2 separate regions of the Homo sapiens genome follow, and region 2 is linked to region 1. A link is a contact called in ENCODE Hi-C or POLR2A ChIA-PET data. All regions are on one chromosome and are shown on one strand. The core of a region is the stretch at or near the end of the contact, and the rest is flanking DNA. Distances in the headings are between cores, read along the strand shown. Region 1 overlaps NEB (nebulin). Region 2 overlaps NEB (nebulin).

Region 1 (7,106 bases), core at 672-3,171:
TGAGAGGCCTACCCTATGTCTTCTAAGCAATAAGCACAGCCAACAGCTGATAGGAAATTATCAAATGCTCAATTGTAAATTCAGAATACCTTCCACATTTCATTGTTCTCTCTTTCTTGCAGAATGTGTATAAAGATGACCTGAATTGGTTGAAAGGCATTGGTTGCTACGTTTGGGATACACCCCAAATCCTCCATGCCAAGAAATCATACGACCTTCAGAGTCAGGTGAGCCACCTTCCTAGAAGGACTGGTTCTCCATGGGTCATCAGAATCCATGGTGGTGTCAGTGGGCTGATGGGCAGGCAAAGAAAGTTGCTGTAACAGTGTAGGCTCTAACTGACCAAAGCCCCTCCTCTCCCAATCAAAGCTCTTCTAGTGTCCTGCTCTGGGGCTGGATCTTCCCAGTCTGAGTCTCTCCTTTGGTTTAAGGCAATGCACATTTATAATAAAAGCTTATCTGGGAGGTGTTTCTTAGTGAACTACTCTCAAGCATCTGTACCTTAGTTGATCAAGTTAACTTGCAGAGAGTAGGAGGTAGAAGCATCCTTTGATTACAGGTAGATAAGTTTTGGAGGAAAAAGATCAGTATCTGGAAAACTTTTCAGCACGTGGTTCAGCTCTGATAGGGCAGTTGTAATGGAATGTTAAAAGTGAGGGGCATGTATACATATGTAACTAACCTGCACATTGTGCACATGTACCCTAAAACTTAAAGTATAATAATAAAAAAAAAAAAGTGTTCGAAACCAAAAAAAAAAAAAAGTGAGGGGCTGCTGTCAGGGATGGAGAATAGGCATGGAAAAGGCAACAAAATGGCCAAAATCTCAACCCCAGTCTCAGTCAAGAGAAGCTATTCATTCTGGCAGCCATACAAAGTCTGCAGGACTCTAGAATGACAGCCTGTTTGTTAGGATTAAAGCAGAAATCCAGAAATAAAGGCACATGTAAGTTGGCACAAGCAGCTACAGCTGATGACAGACCTGTATGTTACCATTTTTGATGACTTTTGTTTTTCTTCACAGCTACAATATACAGCAGCAGGTAAAGAAAATCTACAAAACTATAATCTGGTCACAGACACGCCCCTCTATGTGACTGCTGTTCAGAGTGGCATTAATGCCAGTGAGGTGCGTCTTCCTGTACTCCTCTTCCAGGGACAAACTATTTCTTGTCTTTATGTATTTTCTAACAACAGAGGTGAATAACCTATTGTTGCTTGTCTACAGGTAAAATATAAAGAAAATTATCATCAGATTAAGGACAAATACACAACAGTTCTAGAAACAGTGGATTATGACAGAACCAGAAACCTGAAGAATCTTTACAGCAGTGTGAGTTGAGTTTTTTTTCCCCCTTATATATGAGCCACCTTTCCCCCTTCTGGGACAGTAAGAGAATAAATGGGATGGACACTCTTTCCCTAAAGGCTTTTCTATGGTTTTTTCCTGGACCTTCAATCTTACTTTACCTCATAAAATTCTAGTAGGTACAATTAAATAAGCCCCACCTTAAAGAGGAGTCCTGGGAGTTAGTAGGGAGTGTGTGAGAAGGACAGACACAGAAGGAAAACCTGCTACTCAGAAGCTAACCAGATGCATTTTCCCATATTCACAAGAAGGTCTTTAATTCCTGCAGAACCTGTACAAGGAGGCCTGGGATAGAGTGAAAGCCACCAGCTACATCCTGCCTTCCAGCACCTTGTCCCTGACACACGCCAAGAACCAGAAGCATCTGGCCAGCCATGTAAGTAAAGCAAAAACATGACAGCTTTCCCACCCTCCCTCCCCTCCCCTGCTCTCCACTCCAAGAATCTTTCAGGCTGATTCATACGTTGTCCAGAAGTACCCCTAGCACTCCCGTGGGCATGTCCAGGAAATAATTCCAAATGCTCAGTCATTAGAGTCTATGTGCTCACTGCCTGTCTCTCTCTGCTGCCTGGAGAGAATCACAAGCACTTGCAAAGAGGACAGGATGTGACCTTTCAGACTGCCTGTCTGCACATGATAATCTCTGCTAGAGTCAGAAGTAAGGATGGGCTGAAGACATAATACACCTTACAGAAATAGACTTTTTCAATAGAATTACATGGATGTAGGGCAAAAATAAACCAGTGAATATGATAACCGGTTATTATACCATCCCCAGTTAATATAAATTATTTTATAGCAATGAAATAGAAAACATTTAAAAATTGTTTAATTCTCCTTTTTTAGGTAGAACTTTTCTTAGATATAAACATAATTGTAAAACAAACAAACCCTAAATCTCATGAGCTGTTTAAATATAGTAGAAGATCATACATCCTCTAACTCTTTATGCCTTTAAATCTTATGACCTCTAACCATTAATGTTCTTAAGTAAAACCTTTTTGCGTGTGTGTGTTTTGTTTTGGTTTATTATACTTTAAGTTCTGGGGTACACGTGCAGAACGTGGAGGTTTATTACATAGGTATACATATGCCATGGTGGTTTGCTGCACCCATCAACCCATCATCTACATTAGGTATTTCTCCTAATGCTATCCCTCCCCTAGCCCCCTACTCCCTGAGAGGACCCAGTGTGTGATGTTCCCCTCCCTGTGTCCATGTGTTCTCACTGTTCAACCCCCACTTACGAGTGAGAACATGCAGTGTTTGGTTTTCTGTTCTTGTGTTAGTTTGCTGAGAATGATGGTTTAAAACTTCATCCATGTCCCTGCAAAGGACATGAACTCATCTTTTTTATGGCTGCATAGTATTCCATGGTGTATATATGCCATATTTTCTTTATCCAGTCTATCATTGATGGGCATTTGGGTTGGTTCCAAGACTTTGCTATGGTGAAGAGTGCTGCAATAAACATACGTGTGCATGTGTCTTTATAGTAGAATGATTTATAATCCATTGGGTATATACCCAGTAATGGGATTGCTGGGTCAAATGGTATTTCTAGTTCTAGATCCTTGAGGAATCACCACACTGTCTTCCACAATGGTTGAACTAGTTTACACTCCCACCAACAGTGTAAAAGTCTTCCTATTTCTTTACATCCTCTCCAGCATCTGTTGTTTCCTGACTTTGTAATGATCACCATTCTAACTGGCGTGAGATGGTATCTCATTGTGGTTTTGATTTGCATTTCTCTAATGACCAGTGATGATGAGCATTTTTTCATATATTTGTTGGCCGCATAAATGTCTTCTTTTGAGAAGTGTCTGTTCATATCCTTCGCCTACTTTTTGATGGGGTTGTTTGTTTTTTTCTTGTAAATTTGTTTAAGTTCTTTGTAGATTCTGGATAGTAGCCCATTGTCAGATGGATAGATTGCAGAAATTTTTTCCCATTCTGTAGGTTGCCTTTTCACTCTGATAGTAGTTTCTTTTGCTGTGCAGAAGTTCTTTAGTTTAATTAGATTCCAATGGCCTTTGTTGCCATTGCTTTTGGTGTTTCAGTCATGAAGTGTTTGCCCATGCCTGTGTCCTGAAAGGTATTGCCTAGGTTTTCTTCTGGGGTTTTTATGGTTTTAGGTCTTATGTGTACATTTTTAGTCCATCTTGAGTTAATTTTTGTATGAGGTGTAAGGAAGGGATCCAGTTTCAGCTTTCTGCATATGGCTAGCCAGTTTTCCCAGCACCATTCATTAAATAGGGAGTCTTCTCCCCATCGCTTGTTTTTGTCAGATTTGTCAAAGATCAGATGATTGTAGATATGTGGCGTTGTTTCTGAGGCCTCTGTTCTGTTCCATTGGTCTATATATCTGTTTTGGTAAAAGTACCATGGTGTTTTTATTACTTTAGCCTTGTAGTATAGTTTGAAGTCAGATAGCGTAATGCCTCCAGCTTTAATTTTTTCCAATTCTGTGAAAAAAGTCAATGGTAGCTTGATGGGGATAGCATTGAATCTATAGATTACCTTGGGCAGTATGGCTATTTTCACGATATTGAGTCTTCCTATCCATGAGCATAGAATGTTTTTCCATTTGTTCGTGTCCTCTCTTAGTTCCTTGAGCAGTGGTTTGTAGTTCTCCTTGAAGAGGTCCTTCAGATCCCTTGTAAGTTGGATTCCTAGGTATTTTATTATCTTTGTAGCAGTTGTGAATGGGAGTTCACTCATGATTTGGCTCTCTGTTTTTTACTGGTATATAGGAATGCTTGTGATTTTTGCACATTGATTTTGTATTCTGAGACTTTGCTGAAGTTGCTTATCAGCTTAAGGAGATTTTGGGCTGAGACGGTTGGGTTTTCTAAATATATAATCAGGCCATCTGCAAACAGAGACAATTTGACTTCCTCTTTTCCTAATTGAATACCGTTTATTTCTTTCTCTTGCCTCATTGCCCTGGCCAGAACTTCCAATACTATGTTGAATAGGAGTGGTGAGAGAGGGCATCCCTGTCTTGTGCCAGTTTTCAAAGGGAATGCTTCCAGCTTTTGCCCATTCAGTATGATATTGGCTGTGGGTTTGTTATAAATAGCTCTTACTATTTTGAGATACATTCCATCAATACCTAGTTTATTGAGAGTTTTTAGCATGAAGAGCTGTTGAATTTTGTCAAATGCCTTTTCTGTATCTATTGAGATAATCATGTGGTTTTTGTCCTTGGTTCTGTTTATGTGATAGATTACATTTATTGATTTGCATATGTTGAACCAGGCTTGCATCCCAGTGATGAAGCTGACTTGATCAAGGTAGATAAGCTTTTTGATGTGCTGCTGGATTTGGTTTGCCAATATTTTATTGAGTATTTTCACATCGATGTTCATCAGGGATATTGGTCTAAAATTCTCTTTTTTGGTTGTGTCTCTGCCCGGCTTTGGTATCAGGATGATGCCGGCCTCATAAAATGAGTTAGGGAGGATTCTCTCTTTTTCTGTTGTTTGGAATAGTTTCAGAAGGAATGGTACCAGCTCCTCCTTGTACCTCTGGTAGAATCCAGGTGTGAATCCATCTGGTCCTGGACTTTTTTTGGCTGGGAGGCTATTAATTACTGCCTCAATTTCAGAACTTGTTATTGGCCTATTCAGGGATTCGACTTCTTCCTGGTTTAGTCTTGGGAGGGTGTATGTGTCCAGGAATTTATCCATTTCTTCTAGATTTTCTAGTTTATTTGCATAGAGGTGTTTATAGTATTCTCTGATGGTAGTTTGTATTTCTGTGGGAACGGTGGTGATATCCCCTTTATCATTTTTTATTGTGTCTATTTGATTCTTCTTTCTTTTCTTCTTTATTAGTCTTGCTAGCAGTCTATCTATTTTGTTGATCTTTTCAAAAAAACAGCTCCTGGATTCATTGATTTTTTTGAAGGGTTTTTTGTGTCTCAATCTCCTTCAGTTCTGCTCTGATCTTAATTATTTCTTGTCTTCTTCTAGCTTTTGAATTTGTTTGCTCTTGCTTCTCTAGTTCTTTTAATTGTGATGTTAGGGTGTCAGTTTTAGATCTTTCCTGCTTTCTCTTGTGGGCATCTAGTGCTATAAATTTCCCTCTACACACTGCTTTAAATGTGTCCCAGAGATTCTGAGTTCAAGTCCTGATATCCTTGTTAATTTTCTGTCTGGTTGATCTGTCTAGTGTCGACAGGAGGTGTTAAAGTCTCCCACTATTATTGTGTTGCATTCTAAGTCTCTCTGTAGGTCTCCAAGAACTTGTTTTATGAATATGCGTGCTCCTGTGTTGGGTGTGTATATATTTAGGATAGTTAGCTCTTCTTCTTTCATTGATCCCTTTCCCATTATGTAATGCCCTTCTTTGTCTCTTTTGATCTTTGTTGGTTTAAAGTCTGTGTAAAACCTTTTATTGTAAAATTCCCTGTAAGCTTTATTGTAATTCTTAGCCCAGTTCTCCTTCAGAAAAATTAGAGACTTTATCTCTTAATCAGGAACATTTTCTGTAACACTTTAAATCAGCATTTCTCAAACATGTTTTGACCATGACTCACAGTGGGAAATTTATTTTTTATTTCAAGTTCACATACACAGACACACACCCCTGAAGTTTACCTGAGTTTCTTCTGGCACAAATGTCTCACAGAAGAGTAGTGACTGCTAGACTAGAGACAGTGCACTCTGATAATTTCCATTCTGTTCTACTCATTTAAATGCTAGTGACTCAGTAAATTGATTTCACTACTCTACTGGGCTTACAGATGCACAGCTTAGAAATAAACTTCATTAGACAGTCTATGGAATTATTTAATTTTTACCTGGAGGAAACAGTAACATATTTGATTTTACCCAGACCCACCTCTATTTGGAAGATTACAAAAAGGAGCAAACTTTTCATTTTGGAAGAAAAGTACTATAGATAAGATTTTAAAAGCTCAAAAGAGGCTTTTTCCTTGAGTCATGAACAAAATTATAGAGGCAAGATTCTTGGCAAATTGGTTTTGGAGCAAGGTAAAACATAGAGAAATTAATCCTTTAAAAGAAGTATTCTGACCTTATTTTAGGAAAAAGTTTTGTGTGTGTGTATGTGTTTTTTTTTTTTTTAACGGTGCCTTTAAATGCCATCATCTTTGAAGCTGAGAAATAGATTAGATGTAAGAAGCTGATTTTCTGTTTTGGAAAAATCTAGTGGAAATTTTGGTTGGCCTCCAGTCAATGAAGAGCATTGCTGGAATTCTGACACAAATATATACTCCCATCTCTCTTTTGTTACAGAGGTGCAAATCGCTGAGTTTTGGAAGAACTGTTATTTTATTATTGTGTGCTATGAGATTGGATCTTAGTCTCTGTCTTAACCTGGTTTATATAATCATGGAACACTAATTAACGGGCAACATGGCTTAAGAACTAATTGTTATCCCACAGAAGTTGATTGCACTGTATTTTTGAAAGCCTTGTAGAAACTGAAATCCAAGGATTGTGTTTTCTTAGCAGCAGACTTTTCAGTTATTAAAAACAAAGATATTCCTAAGCACAGTTTTAATCTCGCACTCCTTTTAGTAAGAAAAACAAAGCCATTACCACAAGAGAATATTTTTAAATTACATAATCTTTAAAATGAATTGCTTGTAGTAGCAGTAAAAGTACTAGTATTGCTATAGGAATTTTGAAAACAGCAACTAAAATTTCATAGCGCTCTGTGGTTTAAAAGTACTTTTGATACAGTCTGATTTAAGCCACACGAT
Region 2 (7,106 bases), core at 2,996-5,495, 59 kb before region 1:
TCTTATAAAATCTCATCTTGAAAAGACTATAAACTGACACATCTTAATAATCCACTTTATAAACATAATAGTGACCCTGTAAGAGTCTTAAGTCATTAAAAATATTAAAAAATATTAAATGCATCTGTAGCATATTTAAAATCCAGATACTAGTCCGGTATCCTTAATTCAATCTAATTTGAGAATGGGGTATAAAAATGAAGTTTAATTATTTGTATCACACTTTTTAGGGATTTTCCTTATGTTTAAGATTTTGTCTTTACACAGGCTCAGCAATGAAAAGTACACTGAACAGTATAAAGTAGAGGGATGATAAAGCTTTATAGAACTGTAAATCTTTGTAGTTTTTCCCTTAAAGCCATGCATTATTTCTAAATTCTTTTCCAGAACTATCTACTGGTACTGTGTCTGCTTTATCTAACTCAATAAACCTCTTAAAAGAGGAAAGGGGGAAAGTGAAATTAAAGATTAAATTGTTCAATCATAGATTGATCTAAAGGCTGTATTTGGATATAGATGAGCTGCTTTCAAACCTCAGCTACCTACCATCCTTGAGGTTACACAAAGGCTTTCCAAGGGGTAAACTGGCATGGATCGTTTTAAGTAAATCAGTTAACATAGCTTCAACTTCCATACATACACTCTTCTAAATTATCTGCCCAAGAATGCCCCTACAGCTTGAGTGGCATCCCACTTCTTTCATAATCACTCTTCTCTCATGTTAAAACAAAAAAGGCATGGTTTAAAGGTGAAGAAATAAACTAGAGAACTAAATGCTACTCATTCTCTTGAACTGAATTCTGGATAGAAAAGCAACATTGCTATAAAGGAAATTATTGGGACATTTGATGAAATTTGAATATTCACCGTATATTTGATAGTAAAAGAGAATAATACTAGACAATAATACTGTATCAATATTAAATTTCCTGAGTCTGATACATATACTGTCATTATATAAAAATATCTTTATTCTTAGGAGATACATGGTAAAGTATTCAAGGATGAAGGCCATAATGTGTACAATTTTCTCTTAATCAGTTCAACAATTGAAAATAATAATAATAAGTAAAATGAAGAAATACACAAACACATAAAGAGAGAGCTAGAGAAAGCAAATATGGCAAAAATGTTAATAAATTGGATAGTTGGTATTCATTGTAGCATTCTTGCAACTTTTCTGTAAGTTTGAAGTTTTGCAAAAGGTGGAAAGTATACATTTTAAAATATTAAAACATACATTAAAATATTTGACTAAGTGTGATAATATAAAGATTTCATTTTTTAAATAAAGAAAAAGAAATAGTCATATTCATCCTAGTAGTTACTATGATGCATGTCTGAAAGTATTAAAACGAAACTTTACCAAACATGGCTGGGTGCAGTGGCTCATGCCTGAAATCCCAGCAATTTGGGAGGCTGAGGCAGGAGGGATCACTTGAGTTCAAGAGTTTGAGATCAGCAACACCCATCTCTACTAAAGAATACAAAAATTAGCTGGGCATGGTGGCACACACCTGTAATCCCAGCTACTCGGGTGGCTGAGGCACGAGAATCGCTTGAACCTGGGAGGCAGTGAGCCGAGATTGTGCCACTGCACTCCAGCCTGGGCGACAGAGTGAGACTGTCTCAAAAAACAAAAAACAACAATAAAAAAGACCCCACAAAACTCTACCAGACAACTTAATTCATTATTGCCCATCAAAACTTTGTAATCAAACCACCATGAGCTCCTACAAGTCTCATTAAGAGATCCAATAAATTTTTACTTTTTATGTTTAAAAATTATTATCAAACTGTATATTTATCTTGTTTTGATTTATTGAATACCGATGTTGGCAATTACTTAAAATTTTTCGTTAAGAGGATACAGAATCAGTCAAAATTTTTATCACTGGTTCACAAAAAGGGCTAAAAGCCATTGGTATATATGATTTGTTTAATGCGTGGTTCTCAAATGACACTTCCATGGAACATTTGTGTTTTGTCTTCTGTGCATGTCTGTCCTGCCACAGAAATTGAACAGTGGTGGTGCTTTCTCAATTCACAGAAGAAGTCAAAAAAGTTTTGCAGTTTTGACTCCTAAATCTTTGGTACCTGCTACCCTCATGTCCTCGAACAACTTGCAGCAGTTGATGAAATAATAGGGAGCAAATCAACATTAACAGAGAGATTCAGAAAGAATGACACATCTTTAGTTCAGCACTAAATTTGATTATGGACACATCCTCCTAGTGGTAGTATTATTATATGTTATTATATGATACTGTTCTCTGCTAGTAAAAATGTTCCCAATTCAAATTTGGAGTTAAATAAATCAACATTTCTTGATTGTTTCATGAAAAGGGCAAATGGTGAACAATCTAAACACATTAAGAGGTGTTCATTTAATGTATAACGTGTAAAAGATTTGTGCAAAGAGAGGTTGTGATGTTAAAACTTGCTGAATGTGAAATTTTCATTTAAATAAATATCCAAGGATAAACAGAAAGTAAAAGAAAGAGTTCTTTTTCTGATTTAAGGCTGAACATACTCATGTAGTTTTGCATCCAAAAGTGGTCTTCCTTTGGCAGAAAATATACTTTTCGAGTGAATGTGAATTCTATATTTAAAAGCTACTCCTTCTTTCCTCAGAGCCTCTATCGTCAGGCCATGGAAGAAGCCAAGAAAGAAGGCTATGACTTGAGAAGTGATGCCATTCCCATTGTGGCTGCCAAGGCCTCTCGGGATATTGCCAGTGATGTAAGAGCTGATCAAGTCCTAACATTTCTTACCATCATGCCAGCCACACAGAATACAGCTGGATGTCTCTTTGGTCATCATCCACCTTAACTCCCTTCAGTGCATAGGCAAATATACTGAGGGTTGAGATACAGATAACTTGCCCAAGATCACAAGCATCACAGAGGCATAGCCTAGACTGGAATGTGGCTCATTTGACTCCTTATTTTTGATCTTTGCTCAATAGGAGTGAGTGCCTCGATTAAAGCTAGATGTGTGTATGCTGAGCTACTCACAAAACCTCAGGAACTTCCTTGGAACACACTCAAGGCAAAGATGCCAGAAAAGAAGCAGGCTTAACTGAGTTTGCCCCATCACTTGAAAATGAACATGGAAAGACAAAGTCTTCTTTCTATGTGGTGCACAGAACCAATATTTCTTTACCCTAAAAATGAAAACATCAGATCCCTGGACATCTTAAAAATTAATCCAAGAGTAGTAAAATTGTTCATTTTTATAGGTTTTTAAATGTTTAAATTCTGGTTAAATATATATATATATATATATATATATATATATATATATATATATACACACACATACATATATATATAATAAAATTTACCATCTTAACCATTTTCAAGTATACTGTTTGGTGGGGTTCAGTATATTCATATTATTGTACAACAGATTTCCAGAATTTTCATCTTGTAAAACTTAAACTCTCTACCTATTAAATAACAGAAATTGTCCATTTTAAAACTATTTCTCCCAAATCAATTGTGAAGAGGAAATTACTTCTCAGACTATGCTAGAAAATTTTAATGATCCATGTAAACATACGCCCCAGGTGTGTTCTTAAATAGGCTCACTCACATGATGGATTTCTGAGACACCATCATGGTTTATTACTGTAATTGGACTCTTCATTTCAGTATTCACTTTTTATCATTTTTTGCCAACATATGATTCTCTAGCATATATAAAGGAACCATTGTGGGGTTATTCTGTGGACATGTGCCAATGAGCACAACAGTCCAATATGTGGCGTTACAGCAGCATGACCAGTGAAACTCCTCTGTTGCCTTAAAGATTTCATAGAAAGCACCACCACAGAAAGAACAACAGGGAATAGCCCTTTGTGCTTCCTTCTTATTTACTGGATTCTCTCTTTCAGTACAAATACAAAGAAGCATATCGTAAACAGTTGGGTCACCACATTGGCGCCCGAGCAGTACACGATGACCCCAAGATAATGTGGTCCCTCCACATTGCCAAAGTGCAGAGTGACCGTGAGTACAAGAAAGATTTTGAGAAATACAAGACAAGGTACAGCAGCCCAGTGGACATGCTTGGTATCGTTTTGGCCAAGAAGTGTCAGACCTTGGTCAGCGATGTGGACTATAAACATCCTCTGCATGAATGGATCTGCCTGCCCGACCAGAATGACATCATTCATGCACGGAAAGCCTATGACCTCCAGAGTGACGTAAGTTTCCTTGATGTTAGCTCTGCATGTTAAAAGCGGATCTGAAACGTGTCTGTGAGTTCTGACTAGTGCCAATGAACTGCAATTTGTTTGTATATTTCAAACAATTTACAATTAAATGTCTGAAAGGAGTTTCCCATTGGAGGTACTACAATTTGTTTTCTTCTCCAAAAGTTCTCTGTAGGAGAGGAAACAAAGTAAATATTATCAGTTCTAAACAGGTATAAATCTTCCTAGGGATTCAGGCTTCCTTTGTTTGAATCAGATGAAACTTAGCCCTTAAAAATATATCACTGCAAACTTTTGGCTAAGGAAGTAAAAAAATGTGTGTGTTTGTTGGCAGAGGGCAGTAGGGAGATAGAGGGAAAGCATATTATGCTAAATTACTTTAATTTACATTTTATACTTACTGATGGGAAAATTCTATCATTCTTACGTTTTTCGAAACCAGTCGTCTAATACTTATCAACATTCAGCATGTCCTATTGAGAGTAAAATAAAATGAATAATTAAGGAAATACCAAACATATCTCTGTAACATCACATTTCCTTTATACACTTGAAGTTTTGTGATTTTTGAAGATGGAAATAAAAGTGAGAATTTTTTGACTGCAGTACTCACGCACCATCAGTCTCAGTGTGTGGTTTTATTTGGAGCTATTAGACTACATTTTCCAAGGCTAAAAAAGCATGCTTCTCTGTAAAAATCTTGTAATACTGTCATAGGCAGGACCATGTCTTTTACTTTAAAAGAAGATCTTTTATCATTCTTGCTGTACTCCTCTGTACCAAAAAAACGCTCAGAAAAAAAAATACACTTAGGATTCAATAATGTGCGTGAGTGAGTGAATGACTATGCTAGGAACCTTAACTATTCATCGGTATTTTTGTGTTTCTCTAGGATAACCCATTTTGTAACTATGAATCTGAAACACTAATTAATAAATCTGTTTCTTATCTGTTGATCTGCAGAATTTGTATAAGTCAGACCTTGAATGGATGAAAGGCATTGGCTGGGTTCCGATTGATTCCTTGGAAGTTGTTAGGGCCAAGAGAGCTGGAGAATTACTTAGTGATACTATCTACCGTCAGCGTCCAGAAACGCTGAAATTTACCAGTATAACGGACACTCCGGAGCAGGTGCTGGCAAAAAACAATGCTTTAAACATGAATAAGGTGAGTCTTCAATCCTCACTGTTAGATACCGAAAGTTACCACAGAACAATTTAAAAATTCTGATATATTATTGCATTTTAAAGATAATAATAAGCATTATGATACCTTCTTAAATGATTTTTCCACTATAATACCATAGTTACTTAGTGATACTTCAAAATATTAAACCATTGTTAAAAGTACTGTGTGCTTTTGTTTGTTTGTTTTGTTTTTTGAGACTAAGTTTTGTTCTCGTCGCCCAGGCTGGAGTGCAATGGCACGATCTTGGCTCACTGCAACCTCCACCTCCTGGGTTCAAGCAATTCTCTTGCCTCAGCCTCCCAAGTAGCTGGGATTACAGGAGCCTGCCACCACACCCAGCAAATTTTTGTATTTTCAGTAGAGACAGGGTTTCACCATGTTGAAGGCTGGTCTCAAACTCCTGAGCTCAGGTGATCCACCCATCTCGGCCTCCCAAAGTGCTGGGATTACAGGTGTAAGCCACCGTGCCCAGCCTAAAGTACTGTGTGCTTCTGATTGGATTAGTAGGTTGTCAAAAAAAAAAAAATACTGTGTGCTATAACTCTTTCCTATAAATTATTTTAAATACTTCAATCCAATTATACTTTTCATAACCGATAAGTCCTTTAACAGATTATTGAAAGAATTTTAATAAGAAACAAAGGTAAGGAATTTATGCAGCTTTAATAATTTTATTTCTACCTTGTATACAAGAGAGATGACTGGCACATAATCAAAACAATAATATCTGTGAACACCAAAATAATTTTTCTCTCTCTCTCTCTCTTTTTTTTTTTTTTTTGTAGCGCTTATATACTGAAGCCTGGGACAATGACAAGAAAACTATTCATGTCATGCCTGATACACCAGAAATCATGTTAGCCAAACTCAACCGAATAAACTACAGTGATGTAAGTAAACTGTTGATCTTGTAATGAACAGAAAGGCAAAAATGAACCACTGTAGCTGTTTCCTTAGGAAAAGGTTTTGACTAATTTACTACACATACTACAAACTACCATTTTCAGTAGAAGAGATAGTTCTCACTTGATTCAATTTTGAGCTTTGTGGTGGGTCCACAAAGTAGGCTACCATTTTATTAACAGGTTATCAGGAATTGAATGATTATGAATAAATATTTCCATAGGAATTATACTTTTAAAACCTTCCCCTACAGGTCACTGTGGGTATCAAGTCATTATTTTATTCAGCAGCTAGCAAGTAGGCAAGGACTGGGTTGGAATCTGATGAGTTAGTAAGCCGCATATTATTTTGCTGCTCCAGTATGCTCTGATAATCATTTGATGTTAACATTTTTCCAGGCATTTCTGCCAGAACCAACATTTTCAAAAGGGCAATGATCCTGAAATCCCAGGTCCATATATGAATCATTGTCCGAGATAATAGTCCACAGCAAAATAAGAAAAAATAAGCACAATGCATTGAGTTTTTCATAAAACAGAATAGAGTACATTTTAAAATATTGTCCTTGTTTTTTATTCTTCTTTTGTGTTAAGATGCTGTGTCTTTTATATTATGATGACAATAATAAATACTGTTTTGTTTTGTTTTGTTACGTTTGAGACATAGTTTCACTCTGTCACCCAGGCTGGAGTGCAGTGGCACAATTTTGGTTCACTGCAACCTCCGCCTCCTGGGTTCAAGCAATTCTCCTGCCTCAGCCTCCCGAGTAACTGGGATTGCAGGTGCATGCTACCAT

Evidence for each region. A loop is a pair of places that touch in the nucleus more often than their neighbours do. ChIA-PET counts read pairs that join two places held with the same protein, here RNA polymerase II (POLR2A). Pooled maps may share reads with other maps.
Region 2: a loop to region 1 is called in a map of PC-3, with 3 times the contacts of the local background. The contact joins two enhancer-like sites. A Hi-C loop is called at or near these places in 4 of 168 maps with a recorded cell type or tissue (HAP-1, PC-3 and psoas muscle), 4 of 37 single-sample maps with no recorded cell type and 7 of 50 pooled maps. POLR2A ChIA-PET finds 5 or more read pairs at or near these places in 1 of 52 experiments (CD4-positive, alpha-beta T cell).

The regions. Positions count from the first base shown.
Region 1 is chr2:151,555,231-151,562,336 of GRCh38, reverse strand. It overlaps NEB (nebulin), which reads left to right. Exons shown (of 182, transcript NM_001164508.2): 121 at 123-227; 122 at 1,025-1,129; 123 at 1,229-1,333; 124 at 1,638-1,745. Among named protein-coding and RNA genes, the nearest start is that of RIF1, 150 kb to the right of the region's middle. Within about 2 kb of position 1,921, at least 3 of the 41 ENCODE cell types and tissues checked have a DNase peak (open chromatin) inside an H3K27ac peak, as active enhancers do.
Region 2 is chr2:151,616,555-151,623,660 of GRCh38, reverse strand. NEB (nebulin) reads left to right here. Exons shown (of 182, transcript NM_001164508.2): 72 at 2,635-2,742; 73 at 3,899-4,210; 74 at 5,183-5,386; 75 at 6,193-6,297. Among named protein-coding and RNA genes, the nearest start is that of NEB, 110 kb to the left of the region's middle. Within about 2 kb of position 4,245, at least 2 of the 41 ENCODE cell types and tissues checked have a DNase peak (open chromatin) inside an H3K27ac peak, as active enhancers do.